2 separate regions of the Homo sapiens genome follow, and region 2 is linked to region 1. A link is a contact called in ENCODE Hi-C or POLR2A ChIA-PET data. All regions are on one chromosome and are shown on one strand. The core of a region is the stretch at or near the end of the contact, and the rest is flanking DNA. Distances in the headings are between cores, read along the strand shown. Region 1 has its middle 24 kb from the start of BNIP5. Region 2 has its middle 14 kb from the start of SRSF3.

Region 1 (4,019 bases), core at 292-2,791:
CCATTAAGATTGCATTGGGTTGCACATAACAAACTAACAACAGTGTCCATCTTTCATGGTGTGACCTGCAGATTAAACAGAAAGGGGATGGACAGGCTGGGCGAAGTGGCTCACACCTATAATCCCAGCACTTTGGGAGGCCAAGGTGGGCAAATCACCTGAGGTCGAGAGTTCAAGACCAGCCTGACCAACATGGAGAAACCCTGTCTCTACTAAAAATACAAAAATTAGCCAGGTGTGGTGGTGCACGCCTGTGATCCCAGCTACTCAGGAGGCTGAGGCAGGAGGACCACTTGAACCTAGGAGGCGGAGGTTGCGGTGAGCCAAGATTGCACCATTGCTCTCCAGCCTGGGTAACAAGAGCGAAACTCAGTCTCAAAAAAAAAAAGAAAAAAGAAAAAAAGAAAAAAGAAAGAAAGGGGACAGTCTACTACAGGAGAGAAAGTGACATAGGTAAAGATGATTTGTTCCTGCTTACACATGTTTTTTACATCTCTGACAGCTCAATTTAAATTTGGCCCCTCTCACTTGATTCTATTTTATTTTCCTTCATAGTACATATCACCACCTGCCATTTTATTCTGTATTGATTTGTTTATTTATCTGTTCTGGTCACCACAATATTCCTGTTTCTAGACAGTGCTTAACCTACAGTAGGTGCTCAATGAATGTTAAATAAATGAATGCATTATTTCATTTGAAATTTCTCAACTCCATGTGCTAAGCAGGGCAAAGGATGTTGTCTTTCATTTTACAAAAGTAGAAAGTGAGTCCTAGAAGGGTGGTGTAACTAAAGCCAGTAGAAAACTAAGGAAGCCTCAGTCCTTTTTTTTTTTCTTTTGAGACCGAGTCTCACTCTGATGCCAGGCTGGAGTGAGTGGCGCGATCTCGGCTCACTGCCTCCACCTCCCGGGTTCAAGTGATTCTCCTGCCTCAGCCTCCCAAGTAGCTGGGACTACAGGCATGTGCCACCATGCCCAGCTAATTTTTTTATTTTTAGTAGAGACGGAGTTTCACCATGTTGGCCAGGATGGTCTCGATTTCTTGACCTCGTAATCCGCCCGCCTCGGCCTCCCAAAGTGCTGGGATTACAGGCATGAGCCACTGCACCCGGCCAGTCTTTTTGATTCCTAATCAGGTCTACATGGGTAGGGTGAGGGTAGAGAGGCTCTGACATGCCCCTAGCAGATGTCCCAGATCTGTAAGAGGCCTCATCTAGGCCCCTGCTGACAAACTACTCAAGGATAAAGTGATCATAAGAAGAGGAGATAAGAAGTTATTCCCAATAAAGAGAATGGGAAAATAGGAATTGCAGAAACCAGTGGCCTGTGGGTTAGGAGAGGAGGCTGATGCTATCAACGGACAGCTGGCTTATGGTGCCCCTCAATTCCACCCCCACCCCTGCTACTTACTTTGCCCCCTGGAGGTGTGAGTTCCCCGTCACTGGAGGTGTTCAAGCAGGGCCTGGATGTCTACTTACAGAGCATGCCTGAGCTGGAGAGTACACATCTCCCCGTGAGAGAAGGCAGGCTTGCTGTCCATAGAACATTCAGTCAGCCACCGCCCGGCCCCACACTAACACAAAAAGAGGCTTTTGCACCACCTAGTGGACATGGTTTTAAACTGCAGGCCTTTCCGTGGAGAGAAGCCCACAGCCCAGAATCCCATTTCCCGTGCAGTCTCCCTGACCCCCTCAAGGATCAGAAGGCCCACAGCCCCACTGTGCTTCCAGACCTCAGCCCTGCAAAAGGGAAGTTGGAAAAAGAGAGCAGAAGCCTGTGATTCTCCGGAGGGAAACTCTCCCTGGTGCCTCTCAAGCCGAATTCACTAGCACCACTTTGTCCAGTACTGTCCCCAATAGGCACACTTCTCACGTCATCTCTCCCTGGGGACTGCAATGGTTTGCTCATCAGCTACATCTGTTTCCCCTACTTCTGTGCAAACTTTCCAAGCCAGGGCCCTATTCCCCTTTGTTTACTCACCATCACTCCCCATCCCCAGTATATGAGCAATTAACTCAAAAGGATTCGGGACTTTAAAAAAATCAAGATCACGATTAAAATATTTCTGAGTTGCATATACTGGTTTCAGAACAACCTGCTTTAAACTCCTCACTCAAGTTCTGGGGCTGTCCCATTGGTGGCTTAGTTCCCACCGAGGTCCTTTGAGGGCCGAGGTGTCACTGAGGGAGCTCGCCAGCAGCGCAGGGCCCTGACACCGGCATTCAACAGGCTCCCTCTGAGCTCACACTGCCCTCGCATTTACCACCAGATACGGACATTTCTGCGGTACAGGCCTTTGCTCTGTAAAGGTCTGTGTTTTCTGTGTGTCTCTACAAACCTTTTGTGAGAACATTTGAGTAGAAAATGTGGATCACTAACACCGTGGGACCAGAGGAGGAAGCCAAGGAAGACTGTGGCCCTAGGATCCTCTGTGACAAAGAGGATGGGTCCCCAGCATCAGCCCAGGCTTCCTGCAGTTAAGAGCCCAAGACCCAGCAGAGCCACCAGGATTAAATCAAATGCTAGATCTGGAACTTTCCTATGAAGGAAAAAGCCTTTCTAAGAAAGAATCCACCTAACAGAGAAGAGGAAGACCAGAGCTCATGCTCATGGGTTAATGCTGTAAATGGTTCAACTGGACCAAGACAGTGACTTGTATTATTTGTTTCATTAATGAACTTTTTATTATACTCATTTTTCATAAATTCTTTATCTATTGTCAGTTCTTTAATTGTAATGTAATCATGCCTGGCCACTTTTTCAAACCATGAGAATGTATCTCCTGCTTTTTAAAATTCTTTGTTGGCTGGGTGCGGTGGCTCACACCTGTAACCCCAACACTTTGGGAGGCCAAGGCAGGTGGATCACCTGAGGTCGAGACCAGCCTGACCAACACAGTGAAACCCTGTCTCTACTAAAAATACAAAAGTTAGCTGGTGTGGCCGGGCGCGGTGGCTCACACCTGTAATCCCAGCACTTTGGGAGACTGAGGCAGGCGGATCACGAGGTCAGGAGATCGAGACCATCCTGGCTAACATGGTGAAACCTTGTCTCTACTAAAAATACAAAAAATTAGCCAGGCGCGGTGGCGGGCACCTGTAGTCCCAGCTACTTGGGGAGGGGGCTGAGGCAGGAGAATGGCGTGAACCCGGGAGGCAGAGCTTGCAGCGAGCCGAGATCGCGCCACTGCAGTCCGGCCTGTGTGAAAGAGCGAGACTCTGTCTCAAAAAAAAAAAAATTAGCTGGTGTGGTGGCGGGTGCCTGTAGTCCCAGCTACTCGGGAGGCTGAGGCAGGAGAATCACTTGAACCCAGGAAGCAGAGGTTGCAGTGAGCTGAGATCACAACACTGCACTCCAGCCTGAGTGACAGCAAAACACCTCAAAAAAAAAATTTGTGAGAAGTTCACTTTGACACATGAAATTTTCAATGACCTGCCACTTTTCAGGACTTTAATTGTATGAAAAATGGATATAAACTCAATGCCTCACCTGGTGCCCGGTACAGAGCAGGTACTCAATTGATGTTTGTAGAAGGCAGGCCTAAATGAACCCCCTTACTCCAGGCACCCAGGGGTCCATCCCCAGACCACGGCCTGATCTCCCTGGGGAGATGGAGAAAAGGTGGCATGGCCTCAGGGCTGAGTGCAGAGTTCCGGAGTCGGGATCTCTGGCAGTGATTCATGCCTGCTCTCCTAGTAGCCCAACCCGGCCATGATGGTCTCAGTGCTGGGTGAGATTCATTGCCTGAGTTAAGGCCTCATCGCTGGGAAATGTAGCTGTTGACATCCATCAACCCACCAGCAGGCAAACACCACTTATAACTGGAAGAAGTGATCTAGGAATCCATCCTCCTGCTTCATCTTGGACCCAACCACAATGCTGAGAAGAGGAAATGAGGTGGCTTCAGGAGCGAAGAAGCTGGGCTGGGCCATGTGATCTTGCGCAAGTCACTTCGCTCTGGCGGCAGTTCCCTTCTCTGTAAAATGAGGGCCTGGATAAATTCATTTCGACAGTCCC
Region 2 (4,614 bases), core at 653-3,152, 220 kb after region 1:
GTGCCCGGCCTGGCAACGGTATTCTAACTTGAACACAGTGTCACCAACCACTGTTTGCGAACATTCAGACAGCATCAACTCTGTCTACCCTTGGGTCATAGACTTTTAGGTACTGGTGATATCATATGTCTTTCCTACTGTTGTGATCAAAAGTTTGAAAAATCCAGATTAGAGCATTCCAGGTAGAGGGGACTGAATGCAGGGATACACAGCTTGTTTCTGGAGAGGAAATACGAGATGCCTTGGAGGTAGGCGGGGGCCAGGTATGAAGGCCATGAGGCCCATGGTCAGTCGAGAGTGACCAGGAGGCAGTGACACTCTGATATGGGACACAGAATGGAAAGATAGTGAATTGGAGGTCTGAAGCACGTTGGGGACATGAGAAAGAAGCATGTGTGTTGGATATATGGCTCAGGGGTCGGGGAGAGCCCCCACTCCTCCAAAGATAAAGCAGAGAACAGAGGTCCTGAAAGCAGATGAAGTCCCTCATGGAGAGAGCACACGGGGAGCTGGGAAGGGGCACGGGAGGGAATCCCGCGGGCCCCCTGCATTAGCAGGCAGAGGAGGAAGAGCACTCTGGAGGGCACTAAGGAAGAGGAGCCAGAGAGATGGGAATGTGGAAACTGGGAGGGAGAATTAACAGGCTGAGATGCTGTGAGTCCAGTAAGATAAGGACTCAGACATCTGCTGGGCCCCAGAGGCAGTATGGGTCTATGGTTAGGTAGCCTGACTGCAGGGGTCTAATCTGGCTCTGGTAATTCTGAGCTCTGTGACCTTTGGCAAGTGTTTTAATCTCTTGTGCCTCAGTTGTTTTCCTCTATAAAATGGAGATAATAACATTTACCTGAGTTTCAAGGATTAAATGAGTGTGTGTGTGTGTGTGTATGCATGAGTGTGTGCATGTGTAGAGGAGAGAGAGAGAAAAAAAGATAGAGACAGAAAGACAGCCAGAAAGAGAGGGAGATTGAGAGAGAGATGCTCTGAACCAGGTTTAAAAAGTAGTAAATGAGCCAGGCGTAGTGGCTCACACCTGTAATCCCAGCACTTTGGGAGGCCGAGGCGGGTGGATCACCTGAGGTCAGGAGTTTGAGACCAGCCTGGCCAACATGGTGAGACTCCGTCTCTACTTAAAATACAAAAAATTAGCCGGGCCAGGTGTTGCACACCTGTAATCCCAGCTACTCAGGAGGCTGAGGCAGGAGAATCTCTTTAACTCAGGAGGCAGATGTTGCAGTGAGCCGAGATTGCACCACTGCACTCCAGCCTGGGGTAACAGAGTGAGACTCTGTCACAAAAAAAAAAAAAAAAAAGTAGTAAATGGGCCAGGCACAGTGGCTCATACCTATAATCCCAGCACTTTGGGAGTCCAGTGTGGGTGTATCACTTGAGGTCAGGAGTTGGAGACCAGCCTGGCTAACATGGTGAAACCTCAGCTCTACTAAAAATACAAAAATTAGCCAGGCATGGTGGCAGGCGCCTGTAAACTCAGCTACTTGGGAGGCTGAGGCAGTAGAATCGCTTGAGTCTGGGAAGTGGAGGTTGCAGTGATCTGAGACTATGCCACTGCACTCCAGCCTGGGTGACAGAGTGAGACTCCATCTCAAAAAAAAAAAAAAAAAAAGAAAAGAAAAAAAAAGTGGTAAATGCTACACACAAGCTTATGCGAAATTATGACAGCTATCACTTGCTGGGCCTGAGTTTTCTTGGCTACAAACTAAATTAGTGTGTAAACTCTAGAAACTCAGGAAAAAAAGAAAGCCATACTGGAGCTAAACAGACAAATATCTTTCAAAACACAGAATTAAGCACACACTAAAGATTGTGACATCCTGACATCTCCACTCTGCCCTCTTCAGTTGCTTCTTGTTGTTGCTTTTGAGGCTAAACTTACTTCCCTGTATTTGTGAGTTCCAGAGTGCAAGCTAGGGTCACCGAAACAAAGGTTTCTCATCTTCCAGCTGCACAAGCAATCCTTTTATTCTAGCCTGGATCCTTTGCCAGACCTCTCTGTAGGTCTGAGAACCAAATAAGGTAACACACACGAGGCAGGCATTGAAGTCCAGGCACCACTGAGTGGGAAGGGAGGGTGGGGCTGAAATCAAAACGGGGAAGAGTCTTGGAGCTCAGGAACTGTGCTGCCTCAGGGGGCCCAGCATGCGAGGAAGGACGTCTGTCCATGTAACATGGTGTTCCTTAGGGCTCTCTGGAGGAAAGGGGGGGCTGAAAAAGCAAACACACACCCCCAGAGACACCAAACGCAGGCAATTTCCAAGCATTGTTGCTTTCTTTTTTTCTCTCTCTTTTTCTTTTTCTGAGATAAAGTCCCTCTGTTGCCCAGGCTGGAGTGCAGTGGTGCGATCTCAGCTCACTGCAGCCTCCCTTATGGCTGGGCTCAAGCAATTCTCCTGCGTTAGCCTCCCGAGTAGCTGGGACCACAGGCACGCACCACCACGCCCAGCTATATATATATATTTATTTATTTTTGGTAGAGACAAGGTTTTGCCACGTTAGCCAGGCTGTTCTCAAACTTCTGAGTTCGAGCAATCCACCCACCTTGGCCTCCCAAAGTGCTAGGATTACAGGTGTGAACCACTGCATGTGGCCCAATCATAGCTGCTTTCTGCTCCTCAAGTGGACACCAGGCTCCAGAGTCTCACCTGGGATTTGAATCCCACCTTCACCCATTTTTTTTTTTTTTGAGACGGAGTTTCGCTCTTGTTCCCCAGGCTGGAGTGCAGTGGCACAATCTTGGCTCACCGCAACCTCCGCCTCCCAAGTTCAAGCGATTCTCCTGCCTCAGCCTCCCAAGTAGCTGGGATTACAGGCATGTGCCACCACGACCGGCTACTTTTGTATTTTTAGTAGAGACGGGGTTTCTCCATGTTTCTCAGGCTGGTCTCGAACTCCCGACCTCAGGTGATCCGCCTGACTCGGCCTCCCAAAGTGCTGGGATTACAGGCGTGAGCCACTGAGCCCGGCCCCTACCTTCATCCTTTATAAACTGTGAGACCTTTGACAAATTACTTAACTTCTCTGTGTCCTAGTTTTCATTTGTTTCAAGTACTACAATTACATTTTATAAGTCAGGTACACTCCAGGAAAAATGACAGGGTGAAAATTAGTGTGTGTGCATGTGTGTGTCGGGTGGGTGGGGTGTGGTTGCGTGTGGAGAAATGTGTTGAGGGGGGCGGCGTGTCAGGAAAGTAGAATTACCCAAATGTGCCCAGAAAACTCCCACATTTCGGTGTTTGTGAGACATTCCCAGATTGGGAGAAATAAGATAATTAACTGACAACAGTTGGAAACTAACTGTGGACCAATTTAAAATGAAAGTTGTAAAGCCAAGCCATTCTTTTAGGTGTTTTGGCTCTCTACTTCAGTAGAAAGAACTTTTATTAATTTTGCACCAAAATGTAATTATAGAAAATTAGGCTGGATGTGGTGGCTCACGCCTGTAATCCCAGCACTTTGAAAGGCTGAGGCAGGGCTGGGCCTGGTGGCTCAAGCCTGTAATCCCAGCACTTTGGGAGGCCAAGGCGGCAGATCACTTGAGGTCAGGAGTTCGAGACCAGCCTGGCCAACATGGCAAAACCCTGACTTTACTAAAAATACAAAAATTAGCTGGGCACGGTGGTGGTGCCTGTAATCTCAGCTACTGGGGAGGCCGAGGCAGGAGAATTGCTTGAATCCAGGAGGCAGAGGTTGCGGTGAGCGAAGATAGCACCACTGCACTCCAGCCTGGGTGAAGAAGCAAGATTCCATCTCAGAAAAATAAAAAGAAAGGCTGAGGCAGGAGGATTGCTTGAGCCCAGGAGTTCAAGACGACCTTGGGCAATATAGTGAGACCTTGTCTTTACAAAAAGTAAAAAAATTAGCTGGGTGTGGTGGTGCATGCCTGTAGTCTCAGCTACTCTGAAGGCTGAGGTGGGAGGATTGCAAGAGCCCAGGAGGTCGAGGCTGCAGTGAGCCGTGATTATGCCACTGCATTCCAGCCTGGGTGACAGAGCAAGATCCTGTCTCCAAAAAGGAAAAAAAGAAAAAAGAAAAACAAAAATTAAACCAAGCAGAAAACAGGAAAAAAAAATTCCTCAACTGTCTTATCATCTAGAGCTAAGTGTTAAACTTTCGTACTTTTTTCTGTGTCTATATGTATATACATACAGACATACATATACACATATAAATACTTGTATATTTGGAAAGTTGATCATGCCTGCGTTGTTCTGCAAGCTTTGAGGGGCAATGGTAAGAAGAGCTCTGAATTGCTAGGTGCAGTGGCTCACGACTATAATTCTGGCACTTTGGGAGGCTGAGGCAGGTGGATCACCTGAGGTCAGGAGTTCAAGACCAGCCTGGCCAACATGGTGAAACCCCATCTCTACTAAAAATACAAAAAATTAGCTGGGCATGGTGGCGGGTGTCTGTAATCCCAGCTACTTGGGAAGCTGAGGCAGGAGAATCACTTGAACCCAACAGGCGAAGGTTGCAGTGAGCTGAGATCATGCCATTGCATTCCAGCCTGGGCAACAAGAGCAAAACTCTGTCTCAAAAAAAAAGAAGAGCTCTGAATCTTCTTAAAACCTACTCAAGGCTGGGAGTGGTGGCTCACACCTG

What was found. Hi-C counts contacts between places; a loop is a spot of excess contacts on that map. ChIA-PET counts read pairs that join two places held with the same protein, here RNA polymerase II (POLR2A). Pooled maps may share reads with other maps.
Region 2: a map of naive thymus-derived CD4-positive, alpha-beta T cell shows a loop between it and region 1 (17-fold over the local background). The contact joins two enhancer-like sites. A Hi-C loop is called at or near these places in 1 of 168 maps with a recorded cell type or tissue (naive thymus-derived CD4-positive, alpha-beta T cell) and 2 of 50 pooled maps. POLR2A ChIA-PET finds 5 or more read pairs at or near these places in 3 of 52 experiments (AG04450, IMR-90 and activated naive CD8-positive, alpha-beta T cell).

The regions. Positions count from the first base shown.
Region 1 is chr6:36,359,075-36,363,093 of GRCh38, forward strand. It overlaps a transcript of ETV7 not described here. Among named protein-coding and RNA genes, the nearest start is that of BNIP5, 24 kb to the left of the region's middle. RefSeq lists an enhancer at 2,010-2,169. Within about 2 kb of position 1,542, at least 4 of the 41 ENCODE cell types and tissues checked have a DNase peak (open chromatin) inside an H3K27ac peak, as active enhancers do.
Region 2 is chr6:36,577,954-36,582,567 of GRCh38, forward strand. No RefSeq gene overlaps it. Among named protein-coding and RNA genes, the nearest start is that of SRSF3, 14 kb to the right of the region's middle. Within about 2 kb of position 1,903, at least 18 of the 41 ENCODE cell types and tissues checked have a DNase peak (open chromatin) inside an H3K27ac peak, as active enhancers do.